Regions from separate parts of the Homo sapiens genome. Here region 2 is linked to region 1. The links are chromatin loops, found by intact Hi-C in ENCODE. Cell type or tissue: endothelial cell of umbilical vein. All regions are shown on one strand.

Region 1 (8,000 bases):
ACACTGTTGTACAGAGGACTTTTCCAACACATAAACTTTGGGAGACACATCCAAATCACAGCAGTCATGTTCTGTGAAAGCAACAGAGTCAGGCTGAAAACCCAAGTCTGTTTAAATGTAGTCTATGTTCTTAATCTTCACACTATATTGCCTGTTAATGCTTTTTTTTTTTTTTTTTTTTTGACTGAGTCTTGTTCTATTGCCAGGCTGGAGCATAGTGGCACATTCTTGGCTCACTGCAACCTCTGCCTTCCAGGTTTAAGCAATTTCCCTGCTTCAGCCTCCCAAGTAGCTGGGACTACAGGCATGCGCCACCACACCCAGCTAATTTTTTTGTATTTTTTCAGTAGAGATGGGGTTTCACCACGTTGGCCAGGATGGTCTCGATCTCCTGACCTTGTGATCTGCCCGTCTTCGCCTCCCAACGTGCTGGGATTACAGGTATGAGCCACTGCGCCTGGCCCAATACATGTTTTTATGTAACATTTTACTTGACATTTGTAAAAAATCAAAATTAAAATAAACTTAAAAAACAAGAAGCTACTACTTGGAACTATCAGTTGGAGCAACACTATCCTCACTGTGCCTGTTTAGTTAGGGTTGGCACCTCTTAGACTGTGAGTTTCTCTGACTGTAGCATGGAATGTCTTTGTTATAATGCTCTGATGTTCTCAGATTAAGTATACCATTATAAAAAAGATACATAGACTTAGTATTATTCCTTTAATTATTGGATAAATCAGATTTCCCTCTGTCTGTTTGCTTAAAAATATATCACAGAGGAATACTTTCCTTAGATTATTCTAAACCTTTTTGGGTAAAACTTAAGACTTAAACCTGAGACTTGGATAACAGTGCCTTTATAGATATGTAAAGACCAAAAAAAAAGTCCGCATATACCATTGAACTAAATCAGATGAAATTTAAGTAAGTGAATAACATATTCTACAATAGAGAAGAAAACAGACTGTTTAGGTAAAGGCATATGCAGGAAAGCACGATGCCTGTGGCCTTGCAAAACCATATCGCCTGCATAGTTCTATGCCTGAGCTTTGGCCCTAATACTCAGGGCTCACCTTGTTCCTCGGAGGCCACTCTTCTCCTATTCCCCATGACAACTGTGCTTCACCAGGACTCGACTCTACTTAATGGTCTTGACAATTGCTACTTAAAAGGTTATAGTCCTTTTGTTTCCCTATTTATTATATTTCCTGACTTTCCATCATTTATCGTTTCCTATCTGAGATACAGGAAGGACTTGATTCATAATTTGTTTTGCCCCAAATGTTTACTACACTATGAAATTATTGGTTTGGCTTTAGAGTGAAGGTGTGGAAATAAGTGTGTATATTTCAAGTTTAAATATTTAATAAAGGCAATTTGACTGTAACCATATCTTCTCTAAATGTTACTTCTTTCTCTGTTGAGAGTTGTCTATGGCCCCCAATGAAAGACCACCTGCAGTACAACCATAGCTAAACCAAATGGAGTTTATTGACTTGTTCCAATGAGGAAGACCATATACCATGGAGAGCTGTGGGGTGACTCAATAAGAACGTGGTAGAAAGGACCCACATGATCTGGGCTTGTGTTAGACAATTTTTGAGAAGATTCAAGGAAGTAGGTTTTGCTCCAGATTGGATGCTGTTGGGAAGCAATTCTATGACTGGGTATCTTTTATAAATCTTATCTATATGGCAGGAGGAATGAAGTGAGGCTAAAGCTGTAATTGGTAAAGAAGCAGCTTTCATATCAGCTAGGGTAGGGGATGTTTAATATTTTGGGGGGTTTGGACAATGTTCTTGTTTTTGTACAAGTTCAGACATCTTTTGGAAGTGTCTTGATTTTGTCATGATCTATCAAAGTCATACAGGGGACTTGACTGATGTGGGTGTTCTGTGAAATTGTGTTCAGCAGGACAGCACCACAACCTAGCTCTGAGTGCCAGGACAGTACTGACAGCACCAGGCAAGCTCCGGCCTGTCAAGATCTGGCTTTTCTCTTCTCTTTTTCAGAGTCCTTAACAAGATTTTAGAATCATTCAGCAACCTCCGAGACTATATCTCTCCTGACACCAATGACCTTGGCTTTGAATTCCTTGCTCAGTGAATGTGCTTAGAAAATGCTGGTTGGAGAGTAATTTCTCCCTTTTCTCTGGCCAGCTTGACCTTTAGGGTGACATTTGGCTGGATAAACAAAAATATCTTAAAATAACATAAATCTAATTTTAAATCTGCTTGGGAAATCATAAACCATTAGTAAAATATGTTCTCTTGGTTCTAAATATACTTTTTTAGTTTAGTTGTCTTAATTAGCATAATTTACCGACACTAAAAATAATTTCTAGAACAAAAGTCTCTGAAAGTAGAAGTAAAAAGAGCTCTTTTCCTCTGCATTTTAGAGCTCAATCTCCCACAACTTTACTACAAACACTTTAAAAGACTTTGGTGAAGTAGTGATCCTGATTTTAATACTGAGCTATTTTATTGTTATTGTCCATTAGCTATTTGGAATTCCTACCATGAAAGTACAGTGCTGAGGATGCATACATTTCTCTTGTTTTCAGCCTCAACATTCTTAGATGATTAGCATTTGACAGATGAAACATACAATGCTTAAGATGATCTTGGTAAAGACAATAATTACAGCTTATCACATGGTTGCACTTTAAAAACCTCACAGTGAGGAATGGTCACCAGAAAATGGGGCTCCCTGTTATCAGGAAGATGAATCAGAAAAAGAAAGGACTTTGATGGCAGAGGCCATTCACTCCACCAATCAATCAATTAATCCACCAGACAATTTAATGTCTATTCGTTGAATTCCAAACTTGAGCCAGATTCATTGCTGTATGCTGGAACACCAATGTGAGAAGGAACAGAGCTCCTTCTCTCATGGAGTTTACTGGAGTAGGTAAGGCAGACATGCAAATTAATGTCTGCATAATTGCAAATGGAAGCCCTATAAAGAAAGGGAACTGGTTTCCACGAAAGCATAGAACAGTGGGACCTGAATTAGACTGGACTTTCAGGAAAGACATTCTTGGAAAAGTGACCCCAGAACTAAGAAAGAGGAGTAGGTGAGACACTTGGGGAAAGAGGGAAAGGAGGATGGCTGAAGAATGTTTCAGACAGAGGGAAGAACAGAAACAAAGGCTTTGGGGCAGGCATGAGGAGGGCTTGTGTCCTGGTGTGGGCTCCCTGGAAACAGACTCTGAAACAGAGATTTGTGGCCAGGTGTTTATCGGGTGTGCTTTCACGAATAACACCTGTAAGGAAAGGAGGAGGCTCTGGAGTTGGAGTGTCCTTTGGAGCTGCCTAAAATTCAGGCCTCTGAGGCTACTTATGGACCAATCTTCTGTCCCGAGGTGGGGGCATGACCTTAGGAGAACCAGGTGAGGGCAATTCCCAAAGTGGGACTCAGGTGTGAGCTAAGCAGCTTAAATTCCTAGCAGCTGGGGGAAATGAGTGCCTTGGGCTTGAAAGGGGAGCTGGGTGGGATGCCACACAGGGCTCTGCTGCGATGACCTGCGATGCTCTGTGGGGATGGAGGTCAGATTGCTGAAAGGTAAGTGAGTGATGGGACAAGAATCTGGAAGTGGGAGCAGGATCCACACACACAGGGCCTGGCCTCCTAAGACTTTTTAGGGATTGTACCTTAAGAGCTATTAAGGGGAATAATAAGGGTTAGGGCCAGCATGGCTTCAGAGGGATGATGCATATCCTGGGCAGGGAGATACTCTAAGCTGCAGGGCGACCCTCCTGTGTTTCTGTCTCCTTTCAAATTAGCTCAGTGACTTGTATTAATTGTTCTCAAGGATACCCATTTTAGCACTCTTTTTGCTTCTGTTTTTTGTTTTTGAGACGGAGTCTCGCTCTTTTCCCCCAGGCTGGAGTGCAATGGCGCAATCTCGTCTCACTGCAACCTCTGCCTCCCAGGTTCAAGCAATTCTCCTGCCTCAGCCTGCCGAGTAGCTGGGATTACAGGTGTGTGACACCATGCCTGGCTAATTTTTGTATTTTTAGTAGAGACAGGGTTTCACCATGTTGACCTCAGGTAATCTGCCTGGCTCGGCCTCCAAAGTGCTGGGATTATAGTCGTGAGCCACCGCGCCCTGCCCCATTTCAGCATTCTTGGTTGTTCTCCTTCAGATTTCCCAACTCAGAAGCCAGGCAATACTATCGGTGAGAGAATTAAGCATATCTGTGGCTGTGGGCTGAAAGATACTTGCTTCCTCTCAGGGTATCCAAATGCAAATGTTTAAAAAACTCCCTGGAAGATATGCTGTATTTTATTGGCCATTTCCCCACCAGTACTCAAATGTACCATGTAATATAAGAACCCTTAATCACGTGAAGCATGTTATATGTGAGACTGTCATAATTGGTGTCAACTATGTTTAGTTAGAAAGATTTTGTGTTATATGTGGCTATCTTCTGTATCTCTATCATCCCTACCCTCAGATGAAAGGGCGTTCATAATACTAACCAGAACAATCAAGTTGATTTAGTAAAACCTCATCACATGCCTGATAATCACATATCAAGCATGCACACTTTGTATTTAGATGTTTGATTTGATATTTGGTGCTATCATTATGAATCAGTCTTTCCGCTTTCATGCTGTAGCGTGTGATCTTTCAGGAACTCCTGAGAAGCCACGGAAATGATTCTTGCTCAGCTCCTTCCCCTGGAACGATGAATCATGGTAACTCATAAAAACCAGGGAGAGCTCTTGTCTGACAGTTTAATAGCTTTCCCTTTAGTCAGTCGGTGTAAGAATCTAATTTTGAGCCTATTCATTTGTGAAAAAAGGTCAGCGTAATTTCCTGATAGCTCCTGTGGCCTCTCTCCAGAATGGGCTGTCTTCCATACATGACAATGATGCTGGTACCATGTTGTGCAAAGTTCATGCTCTAAGGTGTTTTTCCCCACTGAGTCCTGATCCTAGGTCCAGATTCACAGGCACAAAACCCTCACCGGGGCATCATTCCAGACCTTCAGCTCTCTCCCTCACAATCAATCATCATGTCTGGCCAGTTCTACCCCCTGAGCAACTCTCTTCTTTCCATCTTTTCTGCCTTCACTGTAGACAAGCGTACCACCATCACCCGTTGGTTTGACTTCTGTCCCCGTCCAATTCAGACAGGTAGCCTGTAATTCCCTCAGAGGCAATTCCTCCAAATAAAAATCTGATCAGGTACTTCCCTTGTAAAAACCCTTTAGGGGCTCCCATCACCCTAGATTTTAACACGTTTATAAGCCACACTTACGAGCCTTCACCACTTCCATCTCCATGCACATTTCTAGGTTCCATTGTAAAAGGAGACTGTCCCATCTGTCTGTAGGAAAAGTCTTTCAAATGAAAATATAGCCTGGATATTGTAGGCTACTTTTCCAACTAGAAACTTTGTAGGAAGGGCTACTCTTTAGGGGAATAGTCATGATTATTTCAAACTTAAATACCTTTCCTTTGCATTGTTGAGAATAGTATGAATCATCTCTCACATGAAAGGGCCTATTGAAATTATATATTTTAATTCAACAAACCCTAATATTGTATTGATAATAAAGATAACTGAAAACCCCTAACCCTGGGGAGATTAAAATCTGTAGGTGAAATAGGGACTCTTAAACAACTAACTACAGCTGCAACTAATTCTGTATTGGAGGTATAACATGCCGTGGATGATAATAATTCATTCTGACTGGAATATCAGTAAAGACAGCATCTGATCTTGGCTTTGGAGTAGAAAGAGGTTGTTCTGGATAAATAGAATATCAAAAGAGCTTTGCTAGAAACAAAGAGTTGGGGAAGATATCCAATCATTGGCCTGGAGAGAGAAGAATGAAGAGTTATAGCAGGAAATGGTCCTGGGAAGACAGATTATACTTAGGTCAGAGGAAGCTGTAAATGCCATTCTAAGTAAGAATCACTTACTTGATAGGAAGCAAGAGAGGTTTTGAAGGTCTGTTGTGGCAAATCTGGCTTGTATTTTAGGAATGTTACCCAGCTGTGAGAAGGAATGTTGGAATAGTATAGAGATTGGAGGCAAGATAGTGAGATAGAAGAGTGAGTCAGGAAAAGTACTACAATGAAGGGGACAGGCATGGGAGATACTGAATAATTGATGAGTCTTGGCTATGGGTTGTATATAACAGTGAGAGTAAGAGAGTTGGAAATCTCCTGGTAATACTTGTCTGGGCACGGTTAACGCTTCCAAGATGACTCCCAATGATCCCCACCTCCTGGTAGTCTCATGCTCATGTCATCCCCTCCCACATTGTACCAGGATTGGCCTCATTGACCAATAATGGCAGAAGTGATGGTGTGTGGTTTTTGATATTAGGTTATAAAATCAGTGTGCCCTTTTTCCTTGGTTGCTTATTCTTGAATATTTGCTTGGGGGAAGTGGCTGCCTTCTAGTAATTAGCCCTATGGTAGGCACACGTGGTAAGGAACTGGGGCCTCTTGACAATACCCATGTGAGTGAGCTTGAAAGTCATTTCTCTAGCCCAAAGAAGTCTTTATATAACTATGGCCCCAGCTGACATCTTTTTTTCTTTTCTTTTCTCTCTTTTTTTTTTTTTTTTGAGACGGAGCCTCGCTCTGTCACCCAGGCTGGAGTGCAGTGGGGCGATCTCAGCTCACTGCAAGCTCCACCTCCCGGGTTCATGCCATTCTCCTGCCTCAGCCTCCCGAGTAGCTGGGACTACAGGTGCCCGCCACTGCACCGGGCTAATTTTTTTTTTTTTGTATTTTTAGTAGAGATGGGGTTTCACCGTGGTCTTGATCTCCTGACCTCGTGATCTGCCCACCTTGGCCTCCCAAAATGCTGGGATTACAGGTGTGAGCCACCGCACCCGGCCCCAGCTGACATCTTGACCACCACAACCTCACAGGAGATCCTGAGCCTGAACCACTCAGCTAAGCTGTTCGCAGAATTCCAACTCTCAGAAACTATGTGAGCTGAGTTTGGGGAATTTTTAATGCAACAATCAATAGAAAACTAACACACTTGGTAATTAGACAGCTCTGATTAGCTAAGGAGTACAGGTAGTATTAGGGAGTATTAGGGAGTACAGGGAAGGGAAACTGGTTTTATCAAGGAGATGACAAACTTGAATTTTGAGATATTTGGATTGTGCTATATCTCTAAGTCTGTGTTCATTAGGCATTTGGAAACAGATGTCGATTTGGAAGTCATCTGCAAGGTGTAGAATGGTGGCTCTTAAGCTGAAGCATTCATCAGAATCAGAATTTGTTGTTAAACAGAATGCTGGGCCCTACCCCCCGAGTTTCTGGTTCTGTAAGTTTGGGCCTGGGCCCACAATTTGTATTTCTAACAAAGTTGCTGGTGATACTATTTTGGGTTCAGGGACCACACTTTGATAACCACTGATGTTGAATCACTGAGAAGAAAACACAAAGTAATGACATTTATTATAACTAATAGTTCTCTTCTCTCTCTCAAGTATTATATATCTACATATACATTGTAGACCTGAAATATTTAGTAATTAAAGAACATGAAATAAATTTACATTATTGACCAAAATCAGGGGTTGGAGATTTTTGTAGACAACAATAAATTGAAACCATGTACAAGGTAAAAATTGAGTTTCCTTGTTTTATAAGGTATATATGTAATCAACACTTCTATGGATTCACAGTAGACACCTTTTCCTTACTCTCTCTGATTTTTGCTCTTAGTTTTGTATTTATGACCTGAAAATGGATTTCAGTTAATCAGCAAGCAAATATGAAAAGGAAATCCAAAAGGAACTTTAAAATATTCAATTATGTGCTACAAACAGGACTTTCATGTTTCTTCTTAGATTACTGGAATAAATCTCAAGAGATGATGCTTTGACAACCAGGAGGACTGATTACATAGATCCCACAGCAAAACTGTGGTATTGGGTGGTGCATCTCGGCAGATAGGACATAACAACCAACTAGATTAAAGGACATTTTCATAAGGAATAGCTGCTGCTCAA
Region 2 (8,000 bases), 77 kb before region 1:
CACACACATGCACACACATGGATGCACATATACATGCACAAACATGCATGCACACACACATGGATGCACACACACGTGCACAAACACATGCACACACATGCACAAACACACATGGATGCACACACACAAACACGCATGCACACACACATGCACAAACACACATGGATGCACACATGCATGTGTGCACACACAACCTTTACATTGGGGTTTTTCATCTCTAGATAAATTATCCTCTATAGTTACAGTTTAATGCTAGGTTACAAAAAGAATATCAGATACGCCCTTCTGTTTCCTTTCACTCTGGTTAGTTCTGGCTCTATTTTATTCCATGTTGTTTTTTCTCAGCCCTTACAAAGTTAGACGCCTTACCACATAAAATATTCTGGTCATAAGGCCTCCGTTTCCATGAATGGTTCCACATTTGGCTTCTCACCCATGCCTCTTGTTTTGAAGAAGCAGTGGCTACTGTTTGTGATAAAGCAGTGTTGCAAAGACAAAGAACCCAAGTACTACATTTCCCCTTTCTCACCCCTTCCCTTGTTTATCTGAAACTCACAAGTCCCTGCAGGAAAAAAAGGATAATAAATTTGCCTCCATTTCTTCCTATGGAGACCCTATTTGGATCCTGGGTCTGAGAGAGAAGCTTGCTGTATTTCCGCAATTCTTTCTCAGCTACAGAGGAAGGGAAATCAGGAAAAGAAGAAGCTCTACCCAGAAGCAAAGTGCATCCACAGGCTCCACTACCCAAACCTTCCCTCTTTGGCAATTGTTGGGTCAGCTCTTCACTGTCTCTGGAAAAAGACAGGGGCACTTTTTTGTTCTGCCAAGAGCATGTGCCTTTTTATGACTTCATAATATCTTGAGATGTATTAGAAGAGGCTCTGAAGTTGCTGCTCATTTGATGGGGAAAGGGAGGTGTGGGTCAATATTGTGGCATTTCATCTCGCTTTGCTCTCCCAGTTTTATCTGCACTTCTCCCCCAGGATTCTGTTTTCTCCCTCCCATCACTTGATGGTGGACAGCTAGTTTAGCCTGTGGATGGGCAGCTAGTGGGAAACTCTAGCTTCTGTGATTTTCTGCTTCTGGGTTAGCAGGGAGGGATCTAGTGGCACAAGACAGCACATATGCTATGCGGGAAACTCTCTTACTGGGGCTCCTCTTTGTCCCTTGCAAAACATCCAACTTTGGGTGTGAGGTTGGGAATTGTGTGTGTGTGTGTGTGTGTGTGTGTGTGTAGAAAGGGCTCAGAAACTCTCATCTCCTAATTCCAACACTCAGCACTCCCTTCCCTATGCTCTCTTTCTAGAGAACGGCACATTTGAGGTCTCCTGTCAGCATCTACCTAGGCTCAAAGTCAGAGCTGCCTCACTTTTTCAGGGATTTTTAAAGAATAAGTTTTGAGGAAGCAAGGATACTTTGATTTTGCATTTTTTCTTTTGGCTTCCTTGATTCTGGCAAATTTTATCTGGTTGATTGCTTCAGATTCCTCCATTGTCTAAAACGGCAACTGCTCTAACATTTTTGTTTGTTTGTTTGAGACGGAGTCTTGTTCTGTCGCTCAGGCTGGAGTGCAGTAGCACAATCTCGGCGTACTGCAACCTCCACCTTCCCAGGTTCAAGCGATTCTCCTGCCTCAGCCTCCCGAGTAGCTGGGGTTACAGGCACCCGCCACCACGCCCGGCTAATTTTTTGTATTTTTAGTAGAGACAGGGTTTCACTAGGTTGGCCAGGCTGGTCTCCAACGCCTGACCTTGTGATCCATCCGCCTTGGCTCTCCAAAGTGCTGGGATTACAGGCGTGAGCCACCGCGCCCTGCCAACACTTTCTTAAAGGAATAGACTGGAGGAATATGAACCAGAATCATCCTCTTGGATATTTGGGACACTCTACCAGGATGATTTCTGGTTATTGCTTTGTACAGAGCATAGAAAAGTTAACGTGCTTGTTGAAGTTCTCTCTCTCTTTTTTTTGAACAAGATGGTGGCAATGATGAATTGATTTGTTAACATGAGGCTTTGAAATTACAGTGCTTTTTACAGACTTCATATATCTATATTGTCTCCCCAGAGACAAAGAAATAAAATTGACTGCACCTCTATTCAAATGATGCTATTATATTCCCATTCCAGAAGTGTACTTCTGGTGGTGCACTGTTCATCACTTGATAGATGTTCTTACGGTAAATCACTGTAAAATGAAGAAAGGGCCAGGGGAGGGAACTTGGCAAATTGTTAAGAATTCTGCGATGTTATTGCATTCTGTTCAGCTTATGATTCAGAATTTGAACGACGACGTGTGCTGATTTATTAATCATGATATAAGGGACAAATTGTCAGACATTAGCATTGGAAATCATTGTTTTAGACATTTCATAATTTTAACAAAGCTAAAGATTAAAAAACTGCTTTATTAGATGACCTTTTTCTATTTGTAGTGGTGCAACCTGTTCTTGCCATTCTGTCAAACACGTTGAATGTGAATAGATGGAATAAATGCCCAGTTACTGTCTAATAAAAATAGCAATTAAACAATTACTATTATTGGTTAAAAACCATTGTATTCTTTTCATAATCATCAGCTACTAATGGATGAGCAATAAGACGCAGAGTTTCAGAAGTACAGCTAAGCATTATAAATATCAAGTGTTTATAAGCAGTTGACCTGCATGCATACACATTTATCAACTAGAAGTTAGGTAAAAATAAATTAGACTTGTAGTGTTTTTGTTCTGTTTGGTTTCCAGTCTCTCCTGAGATAGAATTATCCTTTAATACAAAAAGGCTGTTCATGGTATTTCACCTTTTTTTCCTTCTCAGGGAAAAATTCAATTGTGAAAATGGAAAAAAAAGCCACAAATGTTTAAAAAAAATGAGTTTTGGCTTTGAAACAAATTTTAAACTTAATATTTTATTTAATCCTATAATAACTATATAATATAGAGTAGGTCTTATTATCTTTACTTACAATAAACATAACTGAATTATTTCAGATTAAGTTAATATCAAAATAGTTCCTCAACCTTCCCAGAAAAACAGGGATGAATTTCAGCACTTATGACTCAATGCCTTTATGACCTATTCCTGTTATTGTTGTTATTATTTCACCATCGGGCTATTTATATCTTAGTGTGGGATGACTTAGGAAAATATTTCCCTAAGGTTTTTGGTCTCTCAATTAACATCAAACTGTTTGAGTGAAGTTTCATTGCCAGAATTCCCCAAACTACCAAGAAGTTCTATTCAGATTTTTCTAACCATAAATGAGCCTGTTTAGTGTTTCCCATGACCATATATCAAGATATTTTCAGTTTCAGGCTGGACTAGTACACAAAAGGACTTAAAAGCCACAAAGGAAAATCTGCCACCCCTTATGGCACTAGAGTTTTCAGATAAAATTTCTATAAAATGCTAGTTTGTATCTTAATGAACGTTAGACTGTTCTAATTATTTGGAGTCACATTACTATTTATCTTGTGGTAACGAAAGATTCCATTCAGATACAGTTTTTTTTCAGGGTACACCAGAAATTCTTAGCAGTGTTTCAGCCTTTAAGGAGAGGGAAGGGAGATTACTTTTTCCTTTTTGTACTATTTAAAGATATCCATGTATTACTTTTATAAAGTTTAAAAATGTACAATACTCATGTAAAGAAGTGAAAAATGCTTTGGGAGGCTGAGGTGGGCGGATCACTTGAGGCCAGGAGTTTGAGACCAGCCTGGCCAACATGGTAAAACCCTGTTTCTACTAAAAAAAAAAAAAAATACAGAAATTAGCTGCGCGTGGTGGCACATGCCTATAATCCCAGCTACTCGAGAGGCTTGAGGCATGAGAATCACTTGAACCTGGGAGATGGAGGTTGCAGTGAGATGAGATGCCCCTGCACTCCATTGAGCTACAGAGTGAGACTCTGTAAAAAAAAAAAAAAAAAAAAAAAAAAAAAAAGTGAAAAATGAGAATTGTAAATTCATCTTCAGGCGATTCAAGAATATGTTGTGATGAAGGATTTTCCAGGCAGCCTATATCTACAAGTTCAGACTAGTCTGAGAAGTAAGAATTAGAGCTGCCGGGCTACCATCAAGCATCCAATTTTCTGAGTAATCAACTTGGCAAGAAAGTAAAAATGAAGGGGTGCTCATGGTGAAAGTGACGAGGGAAATCAGCACTTTCACATTCAAAAGAATGTATGTCAGATATTCTAAAAGTTAAAATCACAGCTAACAAGAATATCCTTAATGATTTATTCCCTCAATAAATCACTTTGTTCTTGTGAAACAAATGCTGCAATGTACTTTCTTTTTAAATCTATGTCTCTGTCTCCTTTTGGCTGAATATTTTAACTCAGTTTTGCTCTTACTGCCTTAGTTTTCTAAATGCACATTTGAATCATTGTTCAATGGCAAAAGTCATATTACAAAGTGTTCCACGTCTGTGGCAAGGCTAAGGACCACAATTCCTGGGAACTGGAGTTGCACTTTAATCCCTCAAATTAGGGAGGAAAGGCACTGCTTACCCTGACATGAGAAAATGCAAAGTTATGATGTGGAAATAATCTTCGGGCACTTACTGAAGGGTTTATCAAGTGAGTAATTTGTAAAAGCTATACACATAGTATTAATGTTAGTTGAGTTTACCTCTGTACCAGGCCCTGTGCTAAGTAGTTGTATTAGTCAGGGTTCTCCAGAAAAACAGAACCAGTAGGATATGCATTTATCTATCTATATAAATATATATGTGTTAGTTATATAGATACATGGGGATTAATTATGAGGGATTGGCTCAAGAGATCATGGAGGTTGAGAAATCCCACTACTTGTTGTCTGCAAGATGGAGTCCAAAGAAAGCCAGCGTTGTACTTCCAGTCCAAGTCCAAAGGCCTGGAAAACAGGGGAGCCAATGTGTAACTCCCATCTAAGTCTGAAGGCCTGAGAATCAGTAGCTCTGATGTCCAAGGGCAGGAGCAGATGAATATACCAGCTCAAGAAGAGAGAATGAAATCACCCCTCATCCAACTTTTGTTCTTTTTGAGGACTCAACAGATTGGATGATGCCTACACATATTGGTGAAGGTGATCTTCTTTACTTAGTCTGTTGATTTAGATGCTAATGTCTTCTGAAAATACCTTCATAGACACACCCAAATATAATGTTTTACCAGCTATCTGGGCATCCCTTATCCCAGACAAGTTGACACATAACATTGACCATGAGAGTGCTTTAGCTGCATTATTTCCTTTCATCTTTACAAGTGATGTGATGGGAGGTTTTTATTTTCCTTATTTTATAGATGAGTTGAGAATCCCAGAGGAATAGTAACTTGTTTTAAGGTCACGTAATTAGCAAATGGCCAACCTCCAGGGTCTTAAAATACATAAAGACCCAAGCAAAAAACATTTTAATTTCTACCAAAGTTATTCATGCCCTTCCTCTTCCTACATCCCTTCTCTCTCATTCTTGTATTCTCCCAAAGTAAACTCCTTATTGTTCCTACATCTTTATTTTTTAGAGGACAAAACTCTTTAATTTCCCTTGTCTTTTCTCTCATATTTTCTGACTATCTTTTAGCTCTATATTCTGGGGGTTTAAAAAATTGTGTTCACTAATTATATTGGATATTTCTGCTGAGTTATTAAAATGTAACTAACCAAACTTAATCTTTCAGATGTATGGCAGACAGACTCTAAGTTGATCACTCCGTGATACTGCCTCCTGATGTTCATGCCTCTAAATGTGGACAGGCTGTCATTTGCTTCAAAACAACAGATAGGAAGCCACTTCTATGATTATAATATGTCATGTAATATTTCATCTTGCTGGTTGACTTCCTCTACAAACTTTCCTTACTGGCTTGATGAAGTAAGTGGTACTGTTGGGGAAGCTCTCTTTGGAAGGAACTGTAGAGAGACTTAGTAACAGTGAACAGCCTCTAACTGATGAAAACAGGCTCTAGAGGATGGAAGGTGGCCTTAGTCAAGTCAGCAAAGAGTCAGAGCTCTTAGTCCTACAACCAAAAGGAAATTAATTCTGCAACAACCCCAGTGAGCCCAAAAGTAGACTCTCCCCCAGTGTGTGTATGTATGTATGTATGTATGTGTGTATGTGTGTGTGTGTATTGAGGCCTGGTCTCACTCTGTAACCCAGGCTGGAGTGCAGTGGTGCAATCTTGGCTCACTGCAACCTCCACCTCTGGGGTTCAAGCAATTCACCTGCCTTAGCCTCCCGAGTAGCTGGGATTACAGGCACGTGCCACCACGTCCGGCTAAATTTTTGTATTTTTAGTAAAGACAAGGTTTCACCATGTTGGCCAGGCTGGTCTCAAACTCCTAACTCAAGTGATCCACCTGCCTCAGCCTCCCCAGTTTAGACTCCTGATGAATATGTGGCCCAGTCAACACCTTGACTGCAACCTTGTGAAACCCTAAACAGAAGGCTCAATTGAGCTGTGGCCAGACTCCCAACGTGCAGAAACTGTTACACAACAGATAGGTATTGTTATAAACTGCCATGTTCATGGTAATTTGTTATGCATTGTTATGCAATGATGGATAACTAATACAAGAAGGTTTTGTTCTTTTTTCATAATATCCTGTTCATGTTTTATGGCTCATCTTTTAAAAAGCATATACATTTGAATATTTCTTAAAAGTTTTCTTCTTTTTCCTGAATTATCTCTATTTCTTCCAGTGTCATTTTTTATTTATGTTATTGATTTTCTTTACTGCTGCTAGTTCAATACCTGGTAACCATTGCTTATGCACTTGTTTTAAGTCAGAAAGACTGCATATATTTGAGTTTTCTCTGCTCTTGTTTAAGATTTCCTACCTCAAAATCTCTCTTCTCAGTATGAATTCTGTCTAGAAACTCTGTGTGGTGTTGACTAATAGCATTTGTGTTCAGGTAAATGTGTAAGAAGTCAGTTGTTAGGCTACAGAGGTTCACATGTTAGAAAGAGAGAGTTTTCATTTTGAGTCACTAAGCTAAAAAGTTTAATTATCTTCAAATGTTTTATTCAGTCTTTAGGGGAAAATGCTAACAGACTTTGCTTTAGATGCAGGATTTGGGGAGGAGGATGAAAGTGTAACTTCTCACTTCCATCCTGCAGGAGTTACAACAGGGCATTTCTTGTCATCTATACTGCTGCCTCCTCATAATTATGTCTGGGCTGTGGACCTCTTTGGTCATTTCATCTATCTGTAAGTTTTTGTCCATCTTCGGTTTTCCAGAAATGTTGTGAAGTTTTTCTGTCCATTATAACGACTCCTCCTGTTCTCTTGGCTCTCCTTTTTGTACATTTGTTTCAGAGGGGATAATAGTCAGCAAGGGGTGACTTAAACAACAGAAATTTATTTTCTCACAGTTCTGGCGTCTATAAGTCCAAGAACAAGGTGCTGCAGGGTTGGTTTTTGGTAAGCCCTCCCTCTTTGGATTGCAAACAGTCACCTTCTCACTGTGTCCTCATGTGGACTTTCCTTTGTGTACATGTGCTCTTTGTGTCTCATCCTTTTCTTATAAGGACACTAATCTTACTATATTTATGGTTCCACTCTCATGACCTCATTTAATCTTAATTACCTCCTTTAAGGCCCTATCTCCAAATATAGTCATCTTGAGAGTTGAGACTTCAATGATTTTTGGGGAGACACAGTTCAGTCCACAATAATGAAGAATCTCAAGGAGTTTACCCACTGACACTGAACTAAAAGGCAATCAACCCCTTTGTTTAAGAACACTGTGTTGTGTTGCTGAATTGTTTTGAAGTCTGGAACTCTTTGGATAACTGCTAGAATCCTTAGAAGAGTAGAGCTATTTAAAAGGAGCAAAACAACAACAAAAAGCACATGAGCCACAAAAAATGCATGACTGGCAGAGCTGCTGTCTTACTTCAACTTGGGACATAAAAACAGAAGAGGAAAATGACCAGATCAAAGAAAGTGAAGGCATGTGGCCTTCCTGGAAAACAGTGTGGGCAGCAGGGTGGGCAAGAGCAGCTCAAAGATTTTCTGG

What was found. Peaks named below come from ENCODE experiments on the same cell type or tissue, not always from the same donor. Only the 100,000 strongest peaks of a DNase experiment are listed, where the experiment ranks them.
Region 2: it touches region 1 in a loop (6-fold over the local background); 3 of 110 quality-filtered maps call a loop at or near these places.

Annotation. Positions count from the first base shown.
Region 1 is chr6:130,599,162-130,607,161 of GRCh38, reverse strand. No RefSeq gene overlaps it. Among named protein-coding and RNA genes, the nearest start is that of SMLR1, 220 kb to the left of the region's middle. RefSeq lists an enhancer at 4,003-5,202. In endothelial cell of umbilical vein, no CTCF peak of the experiment used is centred here; DNase peaks (open chromatin) are centred at 4,691 and 5,871; H3K27ac peaks cover 2,891 bases.
Region 2 is chr6:130,676,407-130,684,406 of GRCh38, reverse strand. No RefSeq gene overlaps it. Among named protein-coding and RNA genes, the nearest start is that of SMLR1, 150 kb to the left of the region's middle. In endothelial cell of umbilical vein, no CTCF peak of the experiment used is centred here; DNase peaks (open chromatin) are centred at 446 and 3,186; H3K27ac peaks cover 1,290 bases.